2 separate regions of the Mus musculus genome follow, and region 2 is linked to region 1. Evidence: chromatin loops called from intact Hi-C (ENCODE). Cell type or tissue: heart. All regions are shown on one strand.

Region 1 (8,000 bases):
GCAGCCCCTTGTTTGGGATATATTTTTTTTTTCCTAAAGTTTGTCTTAGCACACGAGAAGAACGAAAAAGCTCCATCCCAAGGGAAACGGTGATGGTTTCTGGGTCCTGTTGGGGCTTTGTGATGAAACCCTAACACAGCTCAGTCCACAGAAGACACTTGATGGTTACTGTCTTCTCATGCTATCCCAGGAAACAAGTCTGCTGTAAGGGCTACAGTGTCCTTACAGGGACTTTACATGTTTCCTCTATATCATTTGTATCTCTGGCCAATCCAGTGATGGCTTGACTGCTAATAGTACTAATTGATGAGACAGAGGAAATGCCCAGCTCACAAGCAATTTGTTCCAGCACTCTGAAAGCTAGTTAGGGAGCTTAGAATGTATTCTCCTCATAGTATTGTTTAGGCTAGCCAAGAAGCTTTGGGCTCAAGCCATCCCCCTGTCTCCGACACCCAAGTAGCTGAGAATAAAGACATGCAGCACTATGCCCAGCTTTAAAAAAATATTGTAAGTGGTTGGTTTCCAGGCCAGACCCAAAAGCCTTCTTCAGTTGGATGTTGGAGAGCTGAGGTTTAAGGGGGGAAAAGAACAGAAAACATTTTGGAGATTTATTAGTAAGCAAAACCAAATGGGAAAGACTTCGTCACCTTTAATCCTGAAGCCTGGTCAATAAAGCAACCAATGAATGAGGACAAGGGGGAGAATCAGGACTTTTTAAGGGAGACTTCTGCTTATGAGAATTTGGAGAGCCTAATGTAGCAGTTTGACACTTTTTCCAGTTTTACCTCTAACCCCCACCCCTTTTTGTCTTGTTTTCCTTCTTACAAGTATGAAAAAGCAGAGTGCACAGAAGGCGATGGAGGGCAGAGGAAAGATGGAGAATAGAAATGTTTGAGAGAGATGTCCTTCTTTGTGCGCATGAAGTTAAATCATAGCCCTGTGAGAACTGGCTGACCAAGGCGAGCTGGTGTGAAGAAACCGAGCAGACCTTAGGGACGCCTAGTTAATGTTACAGGGCCTAGAAGTGAGTCCACTACTCGGTCAGACAGTACCCTTTCTGGCCATAAGGTGGTGCCATAAGCTCAGCCAGCCTGCCCCTATAGGCTGGGACATTTAGTGGGCGGAGCTCCCCAGTGTGAGCCATGTTCCTCTCTCAGGCTCTGGAACCCTTTAGAAGCCTGGACTAGAGACATGTGTCAACTTATAATCCCTGCCTCAGCAAGCTAGAATGAGCCTGTCTGCTAGACCCCCACCTACTCACATCGGAGCAAGGATACCTTCTGTCCTTCTAGATACTACAACCCACAAAGTTCAACCTATTCCTTTCCACTAACTAGATTCATCTTGTTCCAAAATGTACCCATCCACCCCCAGCTTCCTCTAAGTACTAAGGAGAACCCAATCAAAGAGCATCTTTTGTCACATCTTTAGATACCTATCAAGATGATAGGTCTTCCACAGAGGGTGCAGATATGGCAGCGTGGCCCAGTCTTACCTCGTCTCCCTCTTTAGCACCAAACTAGACAGCCTCCTTCTCAACACAAAACTCACAGTGTCCCTCCTCTTTTCTTGTGTTTTGTCTCCATGGAAACATTCTTCCCCTTGCATCCACTTGGCAATACTCTCCTCTAGCTTTCAACCCAAGCACTTCACTCTTGGACTTGAGTGAGGGCAACTGGTAAAGGGAAAGCAGGGGTCCCGCCCCGCAAGTCTGGCTGTCACAGACAAACCAGTCCTGTCTCAGCAGTTATATGTCTCAAACTGAAGTAGGCCTGTCCACAGACACTGGAGCCCCAAGGGCAGCACTGGCTGGCCAGTTCTTGCTCCTCCAAGTCTTAGGGTGGATGTTAGGGTTAGAGAGATACCAATTTTTCAACCTTGCAATGTGTTTGATGCCTGTGCTTAAGTGCTAGCTTTGTAAGCGTCCTCTATTGTCCCCAGCCCATTCCACTCAACTGCCAAACCCAGCCCGAGGGAGATAAAGGAGTCTGCAGAGAAGAGGGAAATTACAACAAAGACACCAGTGTGATCCATGCCCCACAACATTTGCTCTGGGCCTTTAGAGGATTACTCAGGAAACCTCCCAGTCTGTCTGCAGCCCTGTTGAAATGGACTGGGAGAACATCTTTGTCTGCATGCTTTGGCATTGGCCAGAGATGAAACTTCAAGAACGGATACCCATGTGTGCTTATACCACGCATCTAGCTACTATGTGTTCTTTCCAAAGCAGCAGTAGGTTCAGGGGGAACCATGAAATTCCTTTGAAATGTGAAGTTAAAGCCTCAAGATGATTTTTTTTTTCAAACCATGCAGATCCTCTGAGGGCAGGTGCAGGGCCTCTCTACAATGGAACAAAGTGGGTGGTTTCCCTCTGCTGCCTGAATCTCCAGATTCTGTTTCTCTGATATTTTTGTTCCATGAAAGAGGCCACAGAGAGGTTACCTAGCTCTAAAGTTAAGGCTGAGGGCCACTTGACTCTCCCAGGAAATTTTCGGCCTTAAAGGGTGGGGGCAGACCAAAATGCTGTTCGTTTGTGTGTTTTGTTTTGTTTTGAAGGATGTACAGGAGGGTCTTCATCTCCTAAACTAATAAAGGGAGCTAAATTGACTATTCAAGCAAGCAAGGATGGTCCATCATTATACCCAATATCCACCACTTTCCTCAAAAGATAAATGAGGAAGTCACTGCTATTATAGTGACGAATGGCCAGTTTCTTCCTACCATCGAAGACTAAGAGATTCAAACTGACCATTTCCTGGGGCCGAGAACTGTATGGTACTAAGACAGAAGCTCCAAGAAGTCCTGCCCATTGGAAAGCCCATTCCCAGGGCTCCTTCCTCCTTTCTGAAGCAGCAGTCACCCTGACCCCCAGCTTCTCATTTCCCTCGCTGGAGGGCAGCTGGCACCCAGAGAAGCTGAACAGCTGCGGAAAGACAACCTGCGCGCTCATTTCTATACCCCTCCCCCAGGTGTGTCACACGTAGGCGCAGAAGAGGCTGAGAGCGGGCCTCGCTTCGGAGGCCCAGGGTTGCAGTCGCCGCGGGCGGTGGGTGATGAAACCTCCCAGGCGCATTACTGCAGAATGCGCGGGCGAGCGGGAAGTCGGGCAAGGACGGGGGTTGAGAGTTGGTACCCAGGCTCACCTGTTCTCCAAGACTAGGGTGGGGACTGCGGGGGAGGGGCAAGGAGTGCCAATACCGGACGAGTGCCATGTGGCGCTAGGTGGCAACGCTCGCCTCTCCACCCTCCCCCAATCAAGCTGGCCCCCCGAATTACTCCTTCGGGTTTATGAGGCCAAGAGCAGCAGTTCCTGTCCCGGGCCCAGCGCGAGGGAGACGTGAGCGTGCACACGTACACACACAGCAGGGAGGAAAGACGCTCCCGGCAGCGCCCAACTTTCTCCCCGCTTCCTCCAGCAGCGGAGATTGCAGCTGAAGGCGATCTGATTCTCAGGGTGCTTAAGGAGGGGGCTCCAAGAAGAGGAGAAAAAAATAGAAGGTCCCAAGATTTGGGGGGTGGGGTGCTTTAATTTTACATCAGAGGACTGCAGAGTAGAACAAACAAACAAACAAACAAAACCCGTAAGTGGGCCGAGTGGCATTTGGAGAAAATTGAAGACTGTATTTGGAGACGCCTAAAGTTGCCTGTCAAGCTCTGGCCTCTTGGGCACGCGATGGTCTGTGGCCGCCTGACCCAAGGCTGCCTGGGCCTCCAGGCCACCAGCCAGGAAATGATGCAAATGAATTTTCACCTGGTGAAATGAATTGTCACTTGGATCCCTGAAGCCCAGACAGGAATCCGTCTGGACTGGAGGAGGAGCGAGACGAGACGCCCCAGGTGTTATTGGACCCATCAAATTCAGGCAGAAAGTGGGTAAGTCAATCAGGCCAGCAGCTTCCACGCCTGTCCTCAAGCGCCTTTAAATAAAACAAAAACCAAAAAACCCAAAAAACAAAACAAGCGTCAGGACGCTTAGGAATTCCCACCAGAGTTCAATTTGCTCGCACCATCTCTGTGACCAGGTATCTGTCCTAATCTGTTCAGGTCTCCTGGCTGAGAATGTGACTGTGTTCCAAAGAGGAAACTTTCCCAGCTGGATATGAACCCTGGGGACTCTGTCCCTGTGAAGACCGACTTCTCCTGCCCCCCACCCCCCTTTTTTTAGTTTTTAGTTGCAAGTAGAGTTGGCATCCGCTTTAATTTTTCCCCCTCAGTCCATTCGGCCATTGCCCCGGAGCACACGCGCACGCGTCTCGCACACACACACACACACACACACACACACACACACACACACACACACACACCACGCAAACGCGTGCCATTGCCCCGGAGCACACGCGCACGCGTCTCGCACACACACACACACACACACACACACACACACACACACACACACACACACACACACACACACACACACACACACACACACACACACACCACGCAAACGCGTGGCCGCCGCCAGGTCTGCAACTTTGTGGGGCGATCGCGGAGGCGCTCCGCTTCCTCCCGTAGAAGTTGGCGCAGGCCCCGCCTCCCGCTGTGTTGTCAAACGGGCCGGGGTCTCCGATTGGTCCAGCCTCCGGGACAACACCTGCTCGACTCCTTCATTCAAGTGACACCAGAGCTTCCAGGGATATTTGAGGCACCATCCCTGCTATCGCCGGGCACTCGCGGCGCGGCTAACGGCCTGGTCACATGCTCTCCAGAGAGCTACGGGAGGGCGCTGGGTAACCTCTATCCGAGCCGCGGCGAGGAGGAGGGAAGGGGCCAGCGAGGAGGAAGAGTGGGAGGAGGGGGAAGCGGCGGAGGAGGAAGAGGAGGAGGAGGGGCGCACAAAGAATCCAGGTCTCCAGGCGGGAGGGTGATACCCAGAACCATGTGTGCGGAGCGGCTGGGCCAGTTTGTGACCCTGGCTTTGGTGTTTGCCACCTTGGACCCGGCGCAGGGGACGGACTCCACGAACCCTCCGGAAGGTCCCCAAGACAGGAGCTCGCAGCAGAAAGGCCGTCTGTCCCTGCAGAACACAGGTAAACGCGTGCGCCCTGCAGCCCAGAGCTGCCGGGGGAGAACAGGGTGCATGCTCGCGGCGCGCCGGGTGCCTTTAGCCCCAAGCCGGCGACCCGAGCTCACCCCGGGCGGCACAAACTCTCCGTGGCTCGGGACGTGCAGAGGGAAGAGCGAGGCGAAGCGAGGTCTGGCTCGGGCTGCGAGAGCCGGGGATCGGCACGTGCTAGCAGGGTGATGAAATGGCTGAGGCAAGACTTGTTGCTAGCCTTCCCCGGGGCTGAGGGGAACCGAGGCTGTGCCTGACGCTGCTGCCAGCTCCAGCCAGAGTCCCGGGCCCGGAGCAGGGCGCACTTCGTCACGCCTGGCCCGTGCGAAGTACCAAGGGACCCCAGAGCTGGGCTCGCCCTGCACCCAGAACTTCGTTTCCAAGCCGGCCAGCCTGGCATGTACTGTCTCCGTTTTCTCCAAAGATGCCGGACAGCCCAGAACTTTGCTGGCCAGTTAGGAACTTTTCCTTTGGGGGAGGGGGTTCGCAAAGCGTACCTCTGCTGCTGCAGCCATGCTCCTAGCCAAGTCAGCACGGGAAGAACTGTTGACACGATCCGAATCGTGCGCGGCCCTGCTCACCAGCAAGCTGCAGTGCAAAAGCCTGACGTGTGGCACACGGGGCTGGCCTTCTTCCCAGCTCCCGGGAGAGAAAGAAACGTGTCTGCCGCTCGTCTCCTTACGCCCCCACCCCCGCAATTCCTCGGGGGCCGTGTGAAAGCGGCGGCCGTGGCGTGCGTGCGCTCCTTGCCTGAGCCGGAATGCACAAGTGCTGGTCAGGGTTCTCCAAGTGAGTGATCGCTGCCCTGCTCGCGACCACGCGTGGAGTCAGTTCAGCCTCTCACCCCCGCTTGTCTAGGCGCACAATCAAGGGTTCCTCGTCCGCCCTGCCTCCTCTCGGGTTTAGGCACCCCTTCACAAGCACAAGCTCGTTCTCATGCTAGATTTCATCTCATACAGATTTTTCGACTCGAGCCCCGCCCTTCTTCCAGAATACACTTTCCTCATTGTAATTTTGCGGTTGGTTTAAATCGTAGAACTGAGCGAACCGAGAGAGGCGTGAGACTGCTCTGCCGCAGCCTGACAGCTCCCTGTCTGTCCTTTCAGGCTGACGAATTAGGACATCTTGGAAGAGGGAGCAGGCTCGGGGCCTCTGGGATTCGAGGGGATTAAGTGATATCTCACACCGGATCCCTAATTAAAAGGAACCTCCAGAGAAAGGTGGCGGGTGGAAAGGCCAGCCCCCACCTGCCTCCTGCGTTCTGAAGCTGGTGCCAGCTGCAGCTTCCGTGGCCTAGCATTTTTAATGCGGGTGGTTTGGAGGCACGGCTTTAATAGGAATCTTGTTTTGATTTTTAGGTGTTGAATCATAAAGCTGAATTGAAGTTGCTTGGACGCTTTCATCTGGGTTCAGGAAGGAAATGGCCAGATCTTAACGGCAGTGGCTTCTGCAGCCTCAAGTAGAGAACGACATTTAATTCATAAAATGTGGTCATTTTCAAATCTTATTTTCCCTGTGGGTTTTAAAAGCTGAAGTGCTTTGGGCTCTTGAACAGTAGTCCCACAAGTACCTTCATTAAGTGGAAACGATAGAAGGAAGAAAAGAAAACGCTCAGACTAAATTCTGATTGTTATATTTGTTTATTTTGGCTAATTTTACAAATACACATACTTTTCATATGTATTAGAAAATAATGACATTTTCTTTCCACTCCTTAGATTCTGAAATTGGCTCCACTTTTCTCTCCTTTTTTTTTTCTCTAGCCCTTATTAACACTTAGCATGGCAGAAAACTTTGTATATAATTTTTCATTTTAGCGGAGATCCAGCACTGTTTGGTCAATGCCGGGGACGTGGGCTGTGGTGTGTTTGAGTGTTTCGAGAACAACTCTTGTGAAATCCAGGGTTTACATGGGATTTGCATGACGTTTCTGCACAACGCTGGAAAATTCGATGCCCAGGTAAAAAGAACATAGAGAATGAAAAATATTCTGGGTTGGTATAGTGTGGTTGAAATATTGGCTTGGATAGACTTGTGAGCAGATTTCCTGGGTTTAAGTTGCTTGAGAGAGTCTGGTGTTTGCAGGTATGCAGCTGGGCGCCAGTAGCTCCACGTTCCCCCATTGCTCTGCTCTCCGGAGTGCCATTAAGCCAAATCCTTTTCTGCATTCTCATGCTATAACCACACAGGCAGAGCAGACTGGACACCAAAGCCAGTGATAAAAGTGAACCCATTCCTCAAACCCAATACATTAGGAAGAAAGGGCTGAAGTGGTAGAGATCCTAGGTATAGGTAGCAAAGGTTCTTCTGATATATGCATATGTATACACACACACACACACACACACACACACACACACACACACACACACACACACACAGAGGCAGGAAGCCTAGACAATTCACAGTCTCCAAAGAGAAGGGAACAGAGTCTCCTCTTCCAATCTGAAAAGTCAAAACCATGACCGAACCTCCCTTGCCTTACAGTCATAGCTGAATCCACCTCAGATATATCAAGGTAGAGCTGAGTTGCTGCCCAGGGCAGAGAACCAATAAGCAAGTTGATGGTTCTGTCACAGAAGGCCCAAATGTGTGTTTAGATGGCTTTGTGGCATTAGGATTGTCTTCATTTTGTGCCCTGGCTCTCAGCCCCGTTGAAACACCCTGTTTTATCTCATGCACTTCCTCTTTTATTTCACTGGAGCATGATGACGAAGTTCGGAAGAGGTCAACAGTTGAGATATGATTTTATAAAAGTCACCAGTCACCATCCACAGACACCTTGTGGACAGCCTGACAAGCAAGGTCTGTCCACCAGAAAGGGATGTGATAGCCCCTGCAGCCTAAACTGTGGAGGATGTGAGGTAGCAGAATGGGAAACAGAAACCAGGAGGAAAGGGAGAGAACTTTGAACTCCTCAAGACTCCATAAAAAGATTCCC
Region 2 (8,000 bases), 180 kb before region 1:
TAACGCACATGGGCCAAGGCAACAAAATCAGCCTAGGATCTGCTGGGATTGTTTTAGCAGCTCTGGGTGGAGGGCTTGTCCATAGTCATCTGGCATGACCAGCTTTATTAAAATAGTCTTGATCATGAGGATTAAGAGACAGGGGCAGTCAGAAGGAAGTGAGGCACACACTTGAGCATGGGTGTTGGGTTCTGACAGAGAGAGAGAGAGAGAGAGAGAGAGAGAGAGAGAGAGAGAGAGAGAGAGAGAGAGAGAGAGAGAGAGAGAGACTGAGAGTAAGCCATACCTCAGAAGAGAGGGGGGCACACCCAGTAGTGCTGACATATGTACCATTTTGGTGATATGTACCATTTTGGTGGCTCTCAAGTCACATCTCAAAAGCTTCCTCCCCCATTGTCTTCTGATAAGTGAGATGCCTTTGCCAGAATTATAATCTGGTGTGATAAGAGTCATCAGGGCTGTACCAGGAGCTACCAGGGTTGCACAGGGGTCCTTGCTCTGCAAATGAATTTTCTGGTGAGATTTCTAGAAAATTGCATATTTTCATCGGTGCATAGAGGACAGCCTTGAGCAGTTCCTAACTGTGCTCAAATCTCACTTCCTTGATGGTAAGAGGTGCCAATTGGACTCCAGAATGGGGCTTTTCCCCTTCTTGCATTCCCTAAATGTATCTTCCTTTTCTATCTGGAGTTACTTCAGGCCTTAGCAAGACCACAGATGCTGGTGAATCAAATATAGAAACTGGAAAATATAGTTATTACAAAAGTCAATGGAAATAGCTGTGAGCTAAATCAAAACCCCACAAAGAAAGGGATCCATCTCCATTGGGAGCTCTGGCTAAGAGAAGCCATGTTAGCTTTTCTATCCCCTTATGTCCTTTGTGCCAATATTTTCTGACAAGAATTCTGATGGTCTCCACTCAAGGTAGTGAGCACCCAAGCTCCCTCCCTCCAGTGCACCCTGGGCTGAGCCTGGGCAAATTCTCATGGTGCATTCATGCATGGAGCTGAGTGGGAGAGGGCTCCCACTGCCCGTGAACTGATGGGCCGTGGCGGCTCTTCACTGGCTGGTACCCAACCCAGCAAGCGGCCAAGTGCCCAGAGCTGCTCTCTACTCCCACAGTCTTGACTTATGGCCAACAGAGCAGAATGTTCCCTGTACCCACAGACCAAATAAAGGCAAGGAAAAGGGTGGCCTTGGGGCATGGCTGTTAGGAAGCCAGCATCCATGTGCCCTGTTGAGATGTTCTCACAGGAAAATAAATCCCAATGCAAAACTTCATGGCACAGTTCCTCTTTTCCCTACATCAGGATCAGCTCCAAAGAAAGGCCCTGTCTGGTAGCATTCCAATCTTCTTCCTCCTTGCCCTCTTCCTCCCACTCTTCCTCCTCCTCCTCTTCACCCTCCTCCCCTTTCACCACCACTTGAACTTCCATCTAAATACTAAAACAGGATACTTAATATATAGTACCTCTCATCTTCCCTGCAACAATTTTCAGGTTAAGTTTTAGTTGTGTTTCCATTATACGGACGACAAAACATCAGGTAACATCAGTGAGTCACAAAACAAGGCAGAAGGACATAGAAAGGAACTTTAGGAAGGTAGGAGTATGACAGGTGTGGGATGGGGATAATGGGGTGCAGAGTAATGAGAATGTATTACATTGCATGGGTGGTCAAACCTTGAGTTTAATCAATAAGAGAATGATTTTAAAAGGGTTGGAACACCATGGGGTACCATGACATTTTAGCAGTGGCCTTGGCCATCTTGGCTTTACTATATCTCTTGAAGAGAGAGGCTAAGAGGCTACACGCAGTGATGGTCATCACCATGTGAGTCTGAGTAAGTCAAGTTCACAGGGTAAAGCTACCTAACAATGTGTTTCTCAGCTCTTGGCCCGGCCTTCATCCGGCCCTGCCATCATCATCGGCCCCGCCATCATCATCCAGCCCTACCATCGTCTGCAGTGTGACTGGTTTCCACACACTGTGTTCTGGGTTACTCCTGCAAAAGCCTCCATCCTTGAGGTGTTCCTTCATTGGCTCATTCCGTCCCTACTGTCTCCTGTCATCTGTGACGGCCATCCCATTCACATCTGCATTCTGTCTCCCAACCGTATGCCACACTCTTTTCCTACCTAGAGCTCCGAGAGCCTTGTTTCCTCGAAGGCCCATGAGGACAGCAAAATGGACCTAAGGGAGGCACGTTCTCACCCCAGGCTACCTCATTCGGACCGAGAGTTCTGAAATGTAGGGGAAGGAAGAGAGTTAGGGGAGGCCAGGAATAAGAAGGGGGACCCCTCCCTTGGGCTGGAGAGATAGCTCAGCCGTTAAAGGCTAGGCTCACAACTAAAAATATAAGAAGGGGGACCCCCATACCCTGATCCTCTTTAGAGGATGCAAAGGACAGGCTCCCTGTGTCTTTCTCAAATGTCTCTCATTTCTATCATCAGCACTGTAGATTTGATAGTCATTTCCACTTATCAGTGCCCACTCACTGTTTCTCTCACAGTTGATTTTTTTAAACACTCATTTACTGCTCAGCTTCCTCTTAGCTGAGGACTTCTGGAAAACACAGGCTCAATAGACAGATGGTATATAATGATACATCTTGAAAATTCTTGGATGCATTGTTGGGGAAATGCCCACTAATGTTTGGTCTCCCACCTTTGAATCTGAATCCTGGCAAGGGGATATGCAAGGTGTATTACCAGAGGAGGGACTCCTATCTCTAGGACCTGAGTGATTGAGGAGGGACATCTCTAGGACCTGAGGAAACCAGAGTCCAACATAGGAATGTGCCTAACATAGAAAAGAAATGTCCAGCTTCAGTGCTTACCCAAACACTCTGTACTACAAAGCTGCTGCTGAGACTATGCTGGCAAAGAGCAGCCCTCAGAACATCCTATGCAGGTATGTGAGCTTACTTTCTCCAGAACACTCTGACCTTTGAAGTTCAAAGATAGAAGATGACCCTTCAGGAAGTGATGCAAACATACCCCTGAGCTATTTGGCTTGGCTCTGTCTACAGACCAGCATGCCCTCAGGCAAACACTGAATGCAAATCCAGGCTTAGAAACGCCACAGTGCAAGCTGAGAGAGGTGGCAGAAGAGACAGACAAAGGATAAGTGGAGCCTGCTGGGAACTGACACCAGCCTGTCCACCTAGGGATGGACAAACTTTAGCCAGACCAGACGTTCAGATTAAGCTTAGGATATATTGAGGGAAGATGCTGTAATGTGTATGCGTACATCTTAATTTTAGAGTGTTGATTATCCAAAGGGGAGCCTCAGTGTCCCCATTTGACACAGAATGACAATGCTCTAATCAGACACTAGGAAAGCACAGTCAGAATGAGGATGTGTCCCCCTCCCCCCCCTCCCATGAGCCCACTCCTGACTCGATGATGCAGTTGCCCATCTTTGTTGCTCTCCAAACCTACTTTGCACTCGGCTTTGGGCACTTTTTCTTCTCTCCTAAGACTGTGTCAGTAATAATTATAGATCGTGCTTTCCCTAAGAAATCCCCTTAACAGAAGGGCCGAAAGGCCAAACGTCTCCTTCCCTCTTTCCCACCCCACTCTTCCCATGTTTTGCAAATTTCGTCGACTTTGTTGTCAGGGAGAGAGCTTTTATTTGGACGAGATAATTTAGTTTGTAGTTCTTTCTGGGTTACAGATACTTTTTTCTTATCAATAAATTTATTTTGTAGGCATTACCTTTTCTTTCTCTAAAAATAAAAAATATTTTTGAAGTCAGTTGTGGCAGCGCACTCCCTCAATCCCAGCTCTTGGAAGGCAGAGGCAGGCGGATCTCTGTGAGTTCAAAGCCAGTCTGGTCTACAGAGTGAGTTCCAGGATAGCCAAGGCTGCACAGAAAAACCATGTCTCAAACAAACAAACAAACAAACAAACAAACAAACACAGCAACAAAAACCCAAACCAAACAAACAAATAAACAAAAACTCTACAAAGTTTTCAGACAGTGCACACGCATTTGAAGGGTGGTCATAGGAAGTGCCGGCCTACTGGCAGTCTGGTTTCTGCTGCCCAGGTTCCATTGTCTGGATTTTTCTCCTGATTTCTCACTTAACCCTCCTGGAAGGAGGATGCACAGCTTGAGAATGTCTCTCCATGTCTTCACAGGCTCTTGTGCTCAGGCAGGAGCATGACGCACACCAAACAGGAGCCCAGCCTGGAAGTGGTGAGCCCCAAACACTCCAAACCCAGGCCTAACAATGCGACCCTTGACCTGTGTTGCCAAGCCAACGACCCTCAGTCCCACAACCCACTTGGCTCACTTCCCACCCTCACTTGTGTGATGTCATTTTCTGTTTAAATTAGGAGATCACCCCCTCCTCATTCTCTTTCTTCTCTGCCCCTCTACCCACCTCGCTGCTCCCTTTGTCTCTGCACAATAAACCTCTCTCATGTGGAACCGCCTTGGCTTGGTTTGCTGTTTGGTTTATCTGATATATATATATATATATATCGATATTAATAACACATCAGTAGTGCTCTGTGCTTGGTGCAAAGCTCACAGCCAAGCCCAGGAAAGTCACTAGGACCATGGAGGTGCTCTTCCTGCTCGCTCTCTGACTGCCTGGGGCTGCCAAGGGAATCCCCCCCCCCCCCGAACCCCAGGATGTCTTGAACCAATTAAAGACTTCAATTCTCTTCAGTCCATGGCAAGAAGAGAGCTTCGAGATGCTCGCAATCTCATGGGAGTAGGTTTCCCAGAAGGACTGTCTCTTCTCAAGGCCAGCCCCAGGCAGCTGCTGGAGGCCAGGACCGTCCTATAAAACCCTGGGCCTGCCCCTCCCGTCTGGGTAGCTTTCAAAGCCAGCACTGAAGTGGTTCATTAAAAGCCAACCAGTGGTGACTAGCATCTAGCATCACCCAGACGTGAAAATAAACACAGGGACAAATGCCAGCCGCCCAGCAGTGTCCAGGCTCCAAGCAAATGTGTGCTATTTTAGGGAAGAGAAGAATTTCTTGACTGTCTCTCAGAGCCCTCAGAACCCAAGGCCCACTAGCTGGCAATTCCAGGGAACATTTGTAAGTTGTTCTTCTTAGCAGCCCAGACAGGACCCACTACCTAAATTCCCAGGCTTGGACTGTACAGCTCAGCTCTGTGTCAGCATCAGAAATCAAACCAGAAGCAGTAGCTTCATTGTGTTGGGTAGGAATCAACATGGGGAGTGTCTATAGCAATCAGAACACAGCCCAGTGGGACAGACTGCATGTCTTGATCAGTGTCTGGAAGAGCAAAGGGTACACAGTAGGTAGGTGTTTGATAAGTAGCAATAAAAAAGGGGGTGGGGGAGGAAGGAAAGCAGGGAGTCTTGGCATAAAGGCTCTCCAGGAACTGTAATTTGAGAAGCACTGACTGTTCTTGGATGACCCAGGAGAACTGTACTTGGCCCCCACTTCCCACAAGTAACTGCAATGCTTGCAAGTTGAAGTTCCTTAAAGTTAAATTCAAGTGCATCCTTGAGGGGATAGAGAAGTTCTGAGTGAATGTGTTACCGACAGGACCTCGGAGGCCTCAGAACCATGGGGATTAGCAAAACCTTCCTCTGGTCTTCCTTCTCCCTCTCCTTCTTCTCCTCCTCCTCCCCTCCCCCTCTCCCACTCCCTCTCCATCTTTCCTTACCTCTCTCTGTCTCTGCCTGTCACACACACACACACACACACACACACACACACACACACACACACACACCCATGCTAAGTACACATCTCAACAGCACTGCAGTCATTCACAGAACCCTTAATCTTGTGAGTTGAAAGTCTGTGTCCATCACATGGTAACCCTCACCCCCCCCCTCCCATTGCCTGGAACCCGCACTCGACTTTCTGCTTCTATGAACTTTGTGCTCCCGCTACCTTATGTAAGTGGATTTGTATGGAACTTGGTCTTTTTATGTGGGTATTTCTAGTTGCATATTGTCTTCAAGGTTTGGTGTGTGATGTAGACCATACCAGAGCATTCTGTGGGAAGGCTGACTTAAAGCCCACTGTGTGGATAGACCCTGCTCTGTTTGACAACTCATTCATCAGTGAGGTGCTCCAAGAGGCTGCTGTAAATGACTTCATGCAGATACCTTTAAGAATCCCCATTTTTCAATTCTTTTGAGTACTTACAACTGAATTGTTTCATAGGCAAAATATTTGTTCTGCAGGAGAAAATCTTTTAGATGCCATTTGGCTCAAGGCCATAGCCTTTGTAAACTTTTCCTCATCCTTAGAGTGAGTCCCAACAATGGACCATGTTCCAGAAAGACATGGCCCTGCCAGGTACTAGAGAGAGAACAGAGATCAAACATCACTAGCGTGGAAAAGAACCAAGATCAAAATCCAGATCATCCAGTAAAAGACCAAGTCAGAAGGTCACACCAGTGGCTGAAGGTTCTCCTCTGTGTAGACAAAAGTCACAGCCAGGAAAAGAATGGCTCTCTGAAGTTCAGCAGTCTGTACTTACTCTAAGTTCTCTCAATGTTACAGGCTTCCAGCTCTGGAGCCACTTACTCTCAGGCTTCCTGCAGTTATGGTTTGCAGCTCTCAGCTCCCAGCAGCTCCTCACTTCCCATAGCATTGACTCCTTAGTCATTTATTGTTGCATTCACCCCGACCAGCAGAAAAGACGACCAGCAGGAAAGACACAACACCATGTTGTCCTTCTTCAAGCAGGTTTATTTAGGAACACTTCACATTGCAATGCAGGAACGGGAATCCCCCCCCCCCGCAACCCTGGGGGCGCCTTAAATACCCTACTGACTCCTCCCAATCACCCCAGTCACATAATGGCAGTCCATTGGTTCACAGCAAGTGACGACACCTCAGGTGAGCTGACGAGGCATGGCGTCTGCACAGTGCAGGCGGTTGGGATGTGGCTAAGTCTGAGGTAATAAGGGTCAGGCGCAGGTCGTAAGACCTGGCAGCAGTCCTGGGTGCCATCTTCGGGTGGCGGTCGCACCCACTCCTCACATCTCCCCCTTATTTATTATTTTGGCAGTGAGAATGCCTGTCTTAGGTTGCCCCCTGTGATAATGCTCCTTACCCATCATCGGGAGGACAGACAGCAGTGGTCTGGTCCCTGTCTTAGGTTAGTCACACCTCCAGGGAGTCTTACCCATTATTGACTACTTCTCTAGCATGCCAAGCCACACTTGAGAAGATTGCCCCAGCTCTGGGGCTGCAAAAGCCTGAATCAACAGTGCCTGCTCATGGGTATGCCTTTTTTTTTGCATACGACAAATGCACCATAGGGCCATTACTCCTGTGGCAACGCAGATGATTGCCAGCCCTCCTATGCCAGCCCATTCCTTGAGGTGTGATATTGCTGTGACTATGGCAGCAGTAATCTCAAAATCTCTTTTAGGTCTAAACAGTGTCATCTCAGATGGAGCTTGCACTGGCCAGGGTACAAATCTAGGCATACAGTTACCACAGCCAAAGAAAATACAGATGCATTCCAATACATACTATAAAAGCAATTATCACTACTATGATTCTTGAAGCCAAAACACTCACAGAATTTTCAAACAAATCAGACCCATTCCAATAACAACTAGCATTTCCCCAGGCCCCTCCCATCAGTATACTTAGAGGTGACAAATCAGTACAGCTTCCATTTACCCCACATAACAACCATACATTAAAAGGATTATTAGCCCCTTGCTGTGTTGGGCTTTGATATGTCCAATTATAACCTGCAAATGTTTAATCATGCATGGTACTGATGTATGGAGAAAAGGTAAAATACTTTTTCACTACCCAAGCAGCCTTCCGGGATTGACATCCAGTCCACGGAGGCAAAGAGTCTCGTACGCCTCTGCAAAATGGGGTCCAGCGTGGTTGGGGTGGAATGCTAGCATTGCCCTTGGGTATGCTCACAGGCCAAGTTCCTCTGATCCAAGTAGCATTAGCTCGGGTTGAACTATTAAAAGGTCTATCCAACCATGCAGCAGTCTGATTATACAATTGCATACACACACT

The links. Peaks named below come from ENCODE experiments on the same cell type or tissue, not always from the same donor. Only the 100,000 strongest peaks of a DNase experiment are listed, where the experiment ranks them.
Region 2: it touches region 1 in a loop (2.8-fold over the local background); 3 of 42 quality-filtered maps call a loop at or near these places.

Annotation. Positions count from the first base shown.
Region 1 is chr11:31,366,745-31,374,744 of GRCm38, reverse strand. It overlaps Stc2 (stanniocalcin 2), which reads left to right and starts at 4,684. Exons shown (of 4, transcript NM_011491.3): 1 at 4,684-5,033; 2 at 6,877-7,019. The coding sequence starts at 4,883. In heart, a CTCF peak has its summit at 1,063 (motif pointing right); DNase peaks (open chromatin) are centred at 1,114, 4,664, 5,084, 5,724 and 2 weaker places; H3K4me3 peaks cover 3,718 bases; H3K27ac peaks cover 3,233 bases; H3K27me3 peaks cover 2,835 bases.
Region 2 is chr11:31,548,329-31,556,328 of GRCm38, reverse strand. No RefSeq gene overlaps it. Among named protein-coding and RNA genes, the nearest start is that of Gm35063, 65 kb to the left of the region's middle. In heart, no CTCF peak of the experiment used is centred here; DNase peaks (open chromatin) are centred at 1,098, 4,848 and 5,338; H3K27ac peaks cover 523 bases.